2 separate regions of the Mus musculus genome follow, and region 2 is linked to region 1. Evidence: chromatin contacts called from ENCODE POLR2A ChIA-PET data. All regions are on one chromosome and are shown on one strand. The core of a region is the stretch at or near the end of the contact, and the rest is flanking DNA. Distances in the headings are between cores, read along the strand shown.

Region 1 (3,106 bases), core at 45-2,544:
GCAGGAAATACGCTATGTTTATTATGTTGTGGCAAGTTTGTGCTCCAAGATAAGAAACAGTCTTGTAGAAAAACAACAAAATAAATTAAAAAATAAAAATAAAAATAAATATAAATAAATAAATAAATAGGATCACTTCAAAGGTGGTCCCAGAGCTGGGGAAAGAGACCCAGGCAGAGTCAGAAACTGGAGTCTCCTGCAGCCAGGAGGTCTTCCTACAACAACTTCAGTGCTGTGGGGAGGAGAGACAGGGCAATGTCACACTCGGAAGTGAAACTGAAGCAGGTGCCGAGTCCCCCACCACCACCACACCCCCATCTTCAGTCCCCAGATGATGTCGAAGTTTAAGGCTCTGGAAAAAGCTATCTCACAGGGCCTCTGTTTCTCCTGTAAAGTGGGTTGGGCATGCCCTTTGCCTGAGGGGAAATGCTCAGAACTCTTTCTGCCTTGTGAAGGGGTGATTAGACATCAGGCAGTCTGCTCCCTCAGAGCGTGTGACCCCTCTGATGGAAGGTAGGTGCTGACCTGTGAGAATGTAATGCAGAACCCATGTGATATTTCCTGACAGGCTGCAGGAGTATGCCAGATAGCAAACCTAGGGGCCTCTAAGGGTAGCATGCACGGGGATGGGATGGGTGTGCAGCTTTGCAGGGAAGTGGCAAGGTAGGTGCTCACCGTTACAGCCCAAACGACTGACGGATCCGATCCGGTCTATCTTGTGCCCAAAGCAGCTTGAGATATGTGTCACCTTGGAATTTTGAGGTCTCTGCTGGACCCGGAGGGTGCTGCCTTGAGACCGAAGGACTCTTTTTGGGTGTTCTTTTGTGAGGCCTTGGTCCTTCAAGAGCTGTCTCTGGGCCATTTCCTCCGACTTTTCTCTTATCAGCTCCAGCAGCTTCTGTGATGGATTGGGGAGCCCAGACGTCAGAAACACACACACCTGAATCCCCCATCCTTCCATAGTGCTCATCAGTTAAGAGATATGCTGCCCAATCTTTCAGTTTGCTGACTCTCACATGGCTAATTCCCAAAGGACTCGAGGTCTTTTCATTGCCGCTTCCCAAACCCTTCAGGCAGACCCTCAGTGCTCACCTGCATCTTGAATTGCTCTGGAGACTGGCTAGGACTTCCCAGAGGATAGGAGTGACCTCCCAGCGGTGACAGATAAAGGAAAAGCAGAAACAGAATCATCTGGGACAGCACCTTCAGGAGATCCATGCCGCAGAAGCGATGGGCCAGGCAATGATGCCGTGTTCTCCCTTGTCTCGCCTCCCCAAGCAGCTTGTGCACTGGTGTCTTCAACAACGGTGCCTCTGCCTTTTATACTGGGGCTGAGTGTCCGGCCAGACCTTTTCACGGAGTAGGGGTGGGGTTATCTCTGATTTATCAGCTGCATTCCTGCCGGCTGAGCTCAGGACCTGAGAATTCACCCCTCTGTGCCTGTGTGGAGTATTCATTGTGGGTGGAGGCTGTGGAGAGCAAGCCTTGTATAGAAATGGGCTGGGCTAGGGTGGGGGTGTGCGGAACACACTAACAGTCCTTGCTTCCTGCTCCCTTCTTTCATGCAGAGCCTGAGGGCCTATGACATCCTGCCCCACCCCTATTGGAAATGGCGGGGAGAGCCCCAGCTTTCCCAGCCTGTGGCGAGTGTGGGGCTTATGGCGTGACTCATGGAAAACATTCCCAAACAACACCCACCATCACCAGCCTCCCGGGGAGAGTGTCCTCCAAACCTGTAATCCAGGCCCGGCCTGGCTTCCCAGCACCTAGCTGGACTGCACTACTTCCGGGTACTCTGGTAGCTGTCCGTGGTTCTGATCGCCACACGTGTACTTCACACCAACTTTCAAGCTCTCTCCTCAACCGATTTCCAGGCCAGAAGGAGCTATGTGGCTCACACAATGGTTTTGATACCCACCTTCCAACAACCCCCCTCAAAAACTTGTGAAGATTTCAGCTTGAGGATGCTCACTCTCCAGTGTCAACTGATTAAAAGCTGGGATATGACAAGGAACTTCTGGAATTCCAACCCTCCTTTCTGACCCTTAACAAGAAGAGCTGATTAGGATAGAATTTTGAGTCTGACCCAAAGATGAGGTCACGTAGCCATGCCATCTGGGGCATCATCTCTGGGTGCCAAAGTCTCCTCCCCCACCATGAGTGGAAGAGAAAGTGTGCCTAGACTCCAGACGTGTGGGAAAGGCCTCTCCCCAGCTCTCTCTTAGCTGATCGGCCAACAGTGACGTCTCCCTCACACAACGCACCCAGCCTCCCACTCAGATGAGAATTGAGACTCTGAGGAAGTGAAGCTGAGGCATATACACCCAGGTGTGCGCCCAGTGTCTCTATCCCTTCTGCAGAATCTGTGCTAACAACTGTCAGGTTGGTCAAGGACAATGACCAGGAGTGGCAGTGGGTTAAGGCAGAGATGGAGAAAGGGGATAGTTAGAAGATCATGAGTCCAGAACCAGTCACATTTGGAGAAAGCTGTTAGGTTCTTCTGCAAGCTTCTGGGCCTCTCGGACCCATGTTTGCATGAGATTCTGTGTTCTGACCCAAGGGAAACACACACTCTCTTCTAAGCAATTGTTTAGGAGAGGCAGAGAATGCCTCCATCTCCACTCTTAGCTCAACCCTTCTCCTTGCACATGAATTTGTCTCCTAATCCTAATCCTTCTCACACAATTTCCCTCTGAGAAACCAATTAGCCTACCACCCCCACGTCCAGTTTCAGTAAATTCTCAGGACACAGGCAGAATAAAGCCAGATTCTTGGCTAACAGGTCATACAAAGGACCCCCAGCCAAGTTCCTGATAGAGCTTATCTCTCCTCTGAGATAGCCACTATCCACATCTCTATCACCATTCCTGTCATCTGGCTTGTGTGTGGCAGGAGCTTGAAGCCATTGGTAATGTAACACCCACAATCAGGAAGCAGAGAGCAGTAAATTCCTCTCTCTCTCTCTCTCTCTCTCTCTCTCTCTCTCTCTCCATTTATATAGTCCAGAACCCCATCCATGGATCGGGGCCACCCACAGTGGGTCTTCGCTCCTCAACTAACACAATAAAAATAATCCCCAGTGCTGGAAGATGGCTGAGGTGCTTTA
Region 2 (3,516 bases), core at 69-2,568, 53 kb before region 1:
ATCTATCTGTCCCACTTCTGTTCTGACCTAAAACTGCCAGGTTCTCATGGAGAGTGAGAAAGGCCTTCAAAGGCCTTCCTCCTCCACCCAAGGGAAATGCCTCGTTTTCACTGCTGGAACAAAACCGGAGGAGCTGACTCAGGCACAGCAAACCGCTCCAAGGTTTAAGCATTTTTGTTTTTTTTTCTGGTTTTTCGAGACAGGGTTTTTCTGTAGAGCCCTGGATGTCTTGGAACTCACTTTGTAGACCAGGCTGGCCTCAAACTCAGAAATCCGCCTGCCTCTGCCTCCTGAGTGTTGGGATTAAAGGCGTGCGCCATCACACCCGGCTCGGTTTAAGCATTTCTAACAGTTCCCACCCCCTATCCATTATTAGTTGAGCTCCCAAATCACACAAGGATGAGCCTGTGAACCGACAAATTTGTTTACCCTTCTACTGTCCAGTCCCCTGCCTGTGACTGGACCAGAAAGACCAGTCTCAGGCGTGGCATCGCCAGTGCCTGGCAGAGTAGTAAAACAGGCAGTACTCACTGGGCTCAAAACTGCCAAGACCTCCACACCAATCTCAAAATGCCTCGCTGCCACCTACTGATCATTTAAATAAGACTGACAAACACTGAGCCCACCACTCCCGGAAGAGTTGTGATAGATGCATGTGAACTGCAGGATGCTATGGACACCTGGGCGTTGAAACTAATGGTCGGTCCACTCTTCCTTTCCAGATGCTGTCAGGGAGATGGGTTTAAGAGACTATGGCAACCAGGCATGACAACGCACATATTTAATCTCAGCTCGCAGGAGGCAATGGATCTCGGAGTTCGAGGCCTGATCTACAGAGAGTTTCAGAACAGCTAGGGCTACACAGAGAATCTGTCGCGAAAACCAAACCAAACCAAACAAAATCCCAGAGAGCGAGCGAGAGAGCTAGACAGACAGACACTATGGCAGGCAGCCACCATGGCCTGAGGGATGGTAATCGGGTCACCTGGTCAATGGGTCACAGGCCGTGGCGGGGATGCGGGTCCCAGAAGGCTGCAGGGTCTGGATCACTGCCCCAGATCCAGGATTCCTTTAACTTTGAGATACCTTCCTGCAGGTAGTGGGGCTGGGGTGACAGCCTCCATGAGTATTCATAGGCCCTAAGGAGCCTTCACGTGCAAAGGGCCGGCCAGCACCTAACCGCCTGCCCACAGGTCTAGCTTGCGGTGGTGTGTTCCCGACTCTGCGAATCTATCCGCAGCGTCCCAAGCCTTTTGCGTTACCTCTTGCGTCAGATCGGTGGCGGCGAGGGTGCCACCTCCCTAGGGCTGGCGAAGAAGGCGGGGCGGAGCTGTCGGTTGCTAAGGGAAACAGGACGAGCGGCAGGCGGAAGCCACATCTACGAGACGAGACGACGGCCGGAAGTCCCGCCCCAACATGGCCGCGCCCAGAGGTCTCAGGGGAAGCCAGCCAAGTACTGCGTCATGTGACGCGAGCCCTCGCCCCACCCGTCTGCAGCCACTCCCTGTCTCCGGACCCAGAGCTCGAGAGGGCCACGTGACCCTCCCGGGGCCAGTCACGTGAGGCGCGGATCCTGGGTGGGAGGGGGGTTGGCCTAGGTGGTCCGGAGCGGCAGCAAAGGAGGAAGATGGCGGGGTGCAGGGGGTCCGTGTGCTGCTGCTGCCGGTGGTGTTGCTGCTGCGGTGAACGGGAGAGCCGCACCCCCGAGGAGCTGGTGAGCGGCTGCCTGGCTGGGGAAGGGGTGGCTACGGAGGGATGACAGGATGACAAGAGGCGTTGCCGGGGGTGGGGCCGCGCCGGACCGCGCCTGCAGGTGGCAGCGGGTGGGGCCCGGAGACCGCTGCCTGGGCTCGGGAAGCATCCAGCTTACCTCCGCGTGCCCCAGCCAGAGTTCTGTTCTATAACCTCTCTCTGGACTCCGAGGGAGGGCCTCGGCCAGCTTGAATTAATGCCGTCCATATTCTCTTTGAGTTTTGAACGAAGCAAGCATTGTAGAATGAGCCCTTGCGCGGGACGTGACGCCCATGCCGTTGGTGTAGTTTCTCTGGCCTGTTCTTATTCTCTACCCTTCACTCTTTCTGGGTCACTGGTGATCCAGCTTCCCCGTGCAAAGCAAGCTGGGAAAACTTGAGTTGTGTTCTCAGAATTGATTCATTCCCCCCGATTCCGTAGTCAGTCTATTGTCAAATGAAACACGAATTTTCTCCTCCAACGAAGCTGCCATCAGACATCTTTCAGGTGTCCTGAAGGTGAGCATTACGATTTAAAGAATTCGCCGATCAATAGAAATGTAGAGCTCATGGTTTTGAAACATTGTTCCTCTTTGAAGATGGCTCTAGCTAATTTCGATTTTAATAATACTACCCTCCTTGTACCCTTAACCCATTAAAAGATCTCCATTCTGTGAATCTGTTTTTCTAGACCATCCTTGGGGAGACACAGGAAGAAGAGGATGAGATTCTTCCAAGGAAAGACTATGAGGTGAGGTGTTCCAGATGCTGTCCTGGGTAACTGGTGTAGTGAGAGGACTGAGTGCTTCAGGCCTCCAACCAGAGATGCTCTTTGACCCTCTGCCTCAGGGAATGGGGGAGATGACTGCCTAGCAAGTCCTTAACCTGGTCCCACAGTCTGGTGGTGATGCATTCCAGTTCTGCCTGGATATAGAGCGTGTTTGCCATTAAACCTTCCAGGGACCCAGGGTCGAAGCTCTTCCCTGTGAGTGCTCAAAACAGTCTCTCTCGTGAGCTGTGAGGAGACCTTGCCTCTCTCTCTTCTGCCCTATTCTGGATTATAGTTTCCAGTTTCAGATATGAAACTTTGAAGAGTGTGGGGCCACATGTTGTGGTTCCTTTTAGTTTGCCACTGGACTTGGGAGGCTGAGATGGGAAGAGCTCTTCTGGAGACTCACAAAGGCTGCTCCATCAATCCTATCCCAACCTCTTATTTTTTGAAAAAGATTTATTTATTTAATTAATGTATATGAGTATACTGTAGCTGTCTTCGGACACGGATTCCTATTACAGATGGTCATAAGCCACCATGTGGTTGCTGGGAGTTGAACTCAGGACCTCTGCAAGAGCAGTCAGTGCTCTTAACTGCTGAGCCATCTCTCCAGCCTCCCTATCCAACATTTTTGTTTCCCTATCCAACCTTTTGAGTAACTCTGTCACACCCATTTGTAGCTCGCTTGCCTTAGGCTGATAGAATGTTCATGTGAATTTTTTTTTTTTTTTAGATTTATTTATTTATTATATGTAAGTACACTGTAGCTGTCTTCAGACACTCCAGAAGAGGGCATCAGATTTCGTTACAGATGGTTGTGAGCCACCATGTGGTTGCTGGGATTTGAACTAGGGACCTTCAGAAGAGCAGTCGGCGCTCTTAACCACTGAGCCATCTCGACAGCCCCTCATGTGAATTTTTTTATGGATTAGTGATTTTACACTCAAATCTTTAATGTTTCCCATTTAGCCATCTCCACATACAAGTTTGTGGGAAGCTGTTTGTTTTATGCTG

Evidence for each region. ChIA-PET counts read pairs that join two places held with the same protein, here RNA polymerase II (POLR2A).
Region 2: POLR2A ChIA-PET joins it to region 1 with 21 read pairs in embryonic stem cell. The contact joins the promoter of Mthfr here to the promoter of Nppb in region 1. POLR2A ChIA-PET finds 5 or more read pairs at or near these places in 4 of 5 experiments (Patski and embryonic stem cell).

The regions. Positions count from the first base shown.
Region 1 is chr4:147,984,088-147,987,193 of GRCm38, reverse strand. Nppb (natriuretic peptide type B) reads right to left here and starts at 1,294. Exons shown (of 3, transcript NM_008726.6): 1 at 1,093-1,294; 2 at 676-898; 3 at 1-232. The coding sequence starts at 1,218. The coding sequence ends at 216.
Region 2 is chr4:148,036,879-148,040,394 of GRCm38, reverse strand. Mthfr (methylenetetrahydrofolate reductase) reads right to left here and starts at 1,318. Exons shown (of 12, transcript NM_010840.3): 1 at 1,263-1,318. Clcn6 (chloride channel, voltage-sensitive 6) reads left to right here and starts at 1,582. Exons shown (of 23, transcript NM_011929.3): 1 at 1,582-1,714; 2 at 2,422-2,481. The coding sequence starts at 1,628. RefSeq lists promoters at 1-977, 1,230-1,419, 1,230-1,868.